Regions from separate parts of the Mus musculus genome. Here region 2 is linked to region 1. Evidence: chromatin loops called from intact Hi-C (ENCODE). Cell type or tissue: left cerebral cortex. All regions are shown on one strand. Region 1 overlaps Pde4b (phosphodiesterase 4B, cAMP specific). Region 2 overlaps Pde4b (phosphodiesterase 4B, cAMP specific).

The links. Hi-C counts contacts between places; a loop is a spot of excess contacts. Peaks named below come from ENCODE experiments on the same cell type or tissue, not always from the same donor. Only the 100,000 strongest peaks of a DNase experiment are listed, where the experiment ranks them.
Region 2: a loop joins it to region 1, with 2.6 times the contacts of the local background. A loop is called at or near these places in 6 of 42 quality-filtered maps.

The regions. Positions count from the first base shown.
Region 1 is chr4:102,588,290-102,590,789 of GRCm38, forward strand. The region is part of intron 6 of Pde4b (phosphodiesterase 4B, cAMP specific); the gene reads left to right. Among named protein-coding and RNA genes, the nearest start is that of Gm52667, 20 kb to the left of the region's middle. In left cerebral cortex, no CTCF peak of the experiment used is centred here; DNase peaks (open chromatin) are centred at 598 and 1,555; H3K4me3 peaks cover 1,970 bases; H3K27ac peaks cover 2,500 bases.
Region 2 is chr4:102,494,464-102,496,963 of GRCm38, forward strand. The region is part of intron 2 of Pde4b (phosphodiesterase 4B, cAMP specific); the gene reads left to right. Among named protein-coding and RNA genes, the nearest start is that of Gm52668, 20 kb to the right of the region's middle. In left cerebral cortex, no CTCF peak of the experiment used is centred here; DNase peaks (open chromatin) are centred at 1,223 and 2,047.

The sequences.
Region 1 (2,500 bases):
TGCAGGGGGTGGGGTGGAGGATTAGATACGAGATCATTAGTCTCTAAGCTTTTATGTAAGATATGTTTACTGTAGTTTAAAGTTTGTTACTTTGCGAAACACTAGCAGACCAATCAGTACTCATTAAGCTGTCTTTCCCAACTTCCCAGTCTTCAGTAAGAGCTAGTTTCATGGCTTGGAGAGGCCATAGTGACAGGGTTATATCTTAACACATAACTTGGAATTTATGCAATTCACCTGGAGTTCAAAATTGCACTGAGGTTCAACATGTAGTCTAAAAGCAGAAATGATTGACCCAGAGGTGTCGGGCTACACTTGAAAACATACACACATACACAAGCAGGAATACCCAGAAAGACAGTGGTTGTATCTCTGAGGACAGTGGGAGGTACAGTGAGCCAACAGGCAGAGACTCAGGTTCAGCCTCGCTTCACCTCAAAAGGCATCTCTCTGGGGAAGCAATGGTTTGACCTGAGTCTTAGATGCCTGAAGTGAAGCTATTGTCAGAGGCAGGATGCTCATTTGGAAAGGGAATTGCCTCACAGGAAAGAGAGCCAATTACAAGTTCGGGCTGTTGCCATGGTGCTTTGCTGATCCTTCAACATGCAATACAGGAACTCCGAGGAAGGCTAGGAAATAGGATGTAGGGGAGGTGGGGAGAAATGAAGTCAGCTAGGGCAAGGCATCCCACTGCCTGCACTGTAATGCTGACAAGAAGAGGCTGGCAGGGGAGCCAGGAAAAGAATGTCATTTTCAGCATGTCCTGGGTTGCTAAAATGAAACTAAAATAATTTAACTCTGAGACATTTCTAGCATGAATTATAAGACGTAACAGCCGTAAAATATCAAATAAGCATAACGCCAGATAAATCGTTGTTCATGCAGCAAATGCTATCTCAGATTTTCTAGCGTACTCCGGACCCTACACGGAAAGGTTATGAATTTAATCCATTTGCAGAATATGATGTAATAAGCATATTAATGAACTTACTGAGTGCAGAAAATTGCACACTGCATATGAAGTACTTTTTGAACCAAATAAATTAATTCCATCCCCATTCAGTCCACGGGGAAAAGAGACTAATGCATCGGCACCCAGTTGGTGGGCAAATAATGTACCAAAAGCTGGTAGGAAAGAAATTCTCCTACCCTGGAAGCCAAGTCAGAAAGCAGTTACAGTTCTAACCTTTTCCAATTTAAAAAAAAAAAATTAAAAGCAAAGCTCGGCGTCAATTAATCAAATGTACCATCACTTGGAAGCAATTAGAAGAGCTGAGTGCTGCTGTGTCAGGCTGCATCTGCAGAGGGCTGTCTGCAGAGGAAGAGAGGGTTAAAGAACACCTAGCTGGAACGGGGGAGGGTAGGACCTCAGGTTTACTTAAATATTCATGGGGCTTCCTCCATTTTAATCTTCTCCTTTTTAAAAGATGGCTGTTTCCCAGTCAGACAGCTCCCGAGGGGAAAGAGATTCCCTGCTCCCTGGCAGAGTTGGACTAATCTAGGGTGGAAACCCCTCCGGGCACCAGGACTGTTCCTAACTGAAGAAGTGCTTCAAACCGGCCAGCTGAATACAGGCTCTTGCTCCTCCTTCGTACAATTCCGGGTTTCATTACTCTCTTCTGCCTGGAAATAAGCAGGGAGGGAGGGAGCGAGCGCATAGGCTTCTTGCAAGGATGGGGTGTGAATGAAGACCAGCTTGCTGTGGATTAGGGAGTACCACCCGTCTGGAAGGCTTTGTCTTTTCTAAGTTTTGGTTCTTTATCCACTGGAACTGCAGAGGTTTCCTGATCCCCCTGGAGACCGCTCTCTTAGAACTGAATTCTTTCAAAGGGATCTGTGGATTGTGGCAAGAAGAGCTTCCAAAATGCCTGAGGCAAACTATTTATTATCTGTTTCTTGGGGTTATATCAAGGTGGGTTAATCTGATTGTGTTCTGTGTCTCTGATAGAATGTGATTGTTTTATGTCCCTCTGTATTTCATGGAGTGGACGGCATGAGCAGTGGTTTAATTTGTATGTACGGTTAGCCCACAGGTGCTTCTTAAAATGAAATAAGACATGTTTTCTTGCCTTGTATTTTAATGTACTGTAATGTGTTTCAATTCTGGTTCTTCTCAACTCTGTTTTAAAAAAATGCTTTCTGCTCTTCTTTTCATTTTTTCTTAAACTTTTCACTTAATCTGTTTTCACTGAATACGTTATCACATCAAACTATATTTTTAGGATTATCCCCAGTTTTCCTAATTCAAGTGACATTATTTTGGCCTTTATTAAAATTTCTTTTCCTGAGTTTGCCACTTCAAAAATCAACCAGAAAACAATTTTAAGAGATTTTAACAACTATTTTTTTTCCTACAGTGACATTGGGATGCTTTCAAATTGAGGGGACATTGTGATTTCTATTGTAGCCCTCATTAACCTAATGAAATTGGCTGATGATACAGTCTCTTGGTTCCTAGAAAGTGAAGTTGGAAGTACAGCAATCCAGCAATCGTTTGCTC
Region 2 (2,500 bases), 94 kb before region 1:
TGCTGTGCTGGGCTGCGCTGGGCTGCGCTGGGCTGCGCTGGGCTGCGCTGCGCTGGGCTGGGCTGGGCTGGGCTGGGCTGGGCTGGGCTGGGCTGGGCTGGGCTGGGCTATGCTATGTTATGCTGTGTTGTGCTGTGTTGTACTGAGCTGTGCTGTGTTGTACTGAGCTGTGCTGTGCTGTGCTGTGCTGTGCTGTGCTGTGCTGTGCTGTGCTGTGCTGTGCTGTGCTGTGCTGTGCTGGGCTGGGCTGTGCTGGGCTGCGGTGGGCTGCGCTGGGCTGCGCTGGGCTGCGCTGGGCTACGCTGGGCTGTGCTGCGCTGTGCTGTGCTGTGCTGTGCTGCGCTGTGCTGTGCTGTGCTGTGCTGTAGTGTGCTGTGCTGAGCTGCGCTGTGCTGTGCTGTGCTGTGCTGTGCTGTGCACCCTCTTTAATTGTGAATTTCTATAGTCATACTCCCTCTCCAGATCACTTGCCCCACATCAGCTCCATGTGAGTTGATATGCCTGTGTCTTATTGGATGATTTGACACCCAGCTCAGTGTGTGTTGCACTGTCTGTCTCCCTAAATGACTTGACTTCCATTCCGTAATTAAACACCAGATATCCAGGGTCACTGAAGATCTGCATAACTCTGAATCAATTTCCCTGGGCTCCAACTCACCCTTGCATATTATGAACTATGTCAGCTTTATCTCGAAAATCTGGACAGGAAGATCTTTCACCCATCTGGACGTTTGCCATATGAAAATGCAGGCAGTTGGGGTGCAAGTTACCACATGCCATTTCTAACAATCATTTCTGACTCCATTTTTATTCTCTCTGCTTTTAGTCCCTTTCTGAAACCCCTGAGCCTCTCCTCTGGCCTCCTTAACTACAGATACTGCCATGAACAAAGTCATCCCCCCACCATAGCTCTCCCTCCCGCCTTGGCGAAGCCTAACTCTGTAGTATCAATCCCTTGTTAACACCACCATCCTAGTCCGTAGTGCCACCTGGGTGACCCTGATCACCTTAAACTCAGCATGTACCCTAAAGCTCCATGGGTCCCATGAAAATTCCCAAGTCCTCTGCACTTTTTTTTTTTGTTTTTCTCATGACTATTTTCTCAGATGCTCTTTTTTTTTTTTTTTTTTGAAAATACTATTTCCTTATGCAAGCAAATGCTGAATTCTAACAAGATCCCTGGCGTCTCTTCAATGCATCATTTCCTGTTCCCTTCTTGGCCGCATCTCCTCTTTCTCATTGCCAGTAACCCTCTCAGCGGTGCTCCCAGGGCTCTCCCTGAAGTCCTGCCCCTCAGCAACCACGACGTTTTTTATTTTATTTTTTAAAAAACACATTCTTGGCTTGTCTATCTCACCACCACCACCCCCCCCCCCCCACCCTTCACTGAACTCCCTCCCTGGCTTACCTGGTCCTGTGAAGTTAATCACAACATCATAGGCTTTCAACCTTATTCTCTACACATGCCTACAGTAAATGTTTTCCTATAGCCGCCAATGATTTTATTCACTGTTTTTCCATGTGAAACTCTCTGCCGTAACCATTTCTCTCATTAGTAGCATCTATCCTCTCTGCCTTCTTACCGAGTACACCCCTGCCTCTAAAAGCCCATCTCAGACACTACTGACTCAGCCAAGCCCTTCTTACTTCCACTAATCTAGAGTTAATCTCTCTTTTGGTATTCAGTATTTCATTCATGCTCCCACTCAGTACCCACTGTGTGTATTTCTTTCTGTGTTTGTGTGCATTTTTCGATCTCCTTCATTACGTTTTTATTTGCAAGATTGTGGCTTCTGCATAATTTGCTTTGCCAACTGGGTCATCATATGCCATCATAAAATCACAAGTATTGTGTCAAAAGCACAGATCTTGGGGAGCAAAGAGGCCCAGCTAAGTGCTAGGTAGCGGCTACTGACTTGATAGCACCTGCGATGTGCTTGCCTCACAGCTGCACGGCCAATAGTAAATGTACCAGTGCACACAGCGGCCAATCACATAAAGAATGCTTACTGCTTGCCAACACACAACAGCCAATCACATAAAGAATGCTTACTGCTTGCCAGTTCCCTTTCTGGTTCTTATCACTGTTCAAACTGGGCCTTCGAAGCGTTTCAGAGAATGCCTGACTAAAGACGAGGGTGGAGACCGCCACACTAACAAGGCACTTTGCTAAAGCCCATATCAGAGAAGGGTAGACATGGACACTCGTGCTCTTCCGCTCTGAAACCCAACGTTGCATGGTGCCTGGTACCCGGAAGGTGTTTAATTATTGCAGGGTACCCTCGCATGACCATGAAGGAAGGGCCACCTTTGCTGTGATGGTAGAGGACAGAGGAGGTAGGCCAGACAGGGAGGGGAGTTCACTGCCATCAGCTTCCATGTTGCTGATTCACGGGGTGCCAGCAAATTAACCTAATTTGGTGATGGTGGCTAATGCGGTTTCCCAAACCTTCAGCTGAGAGCTTGCTGAAGGCAGTCTTTAGCAGATTAAGGGAGCAGA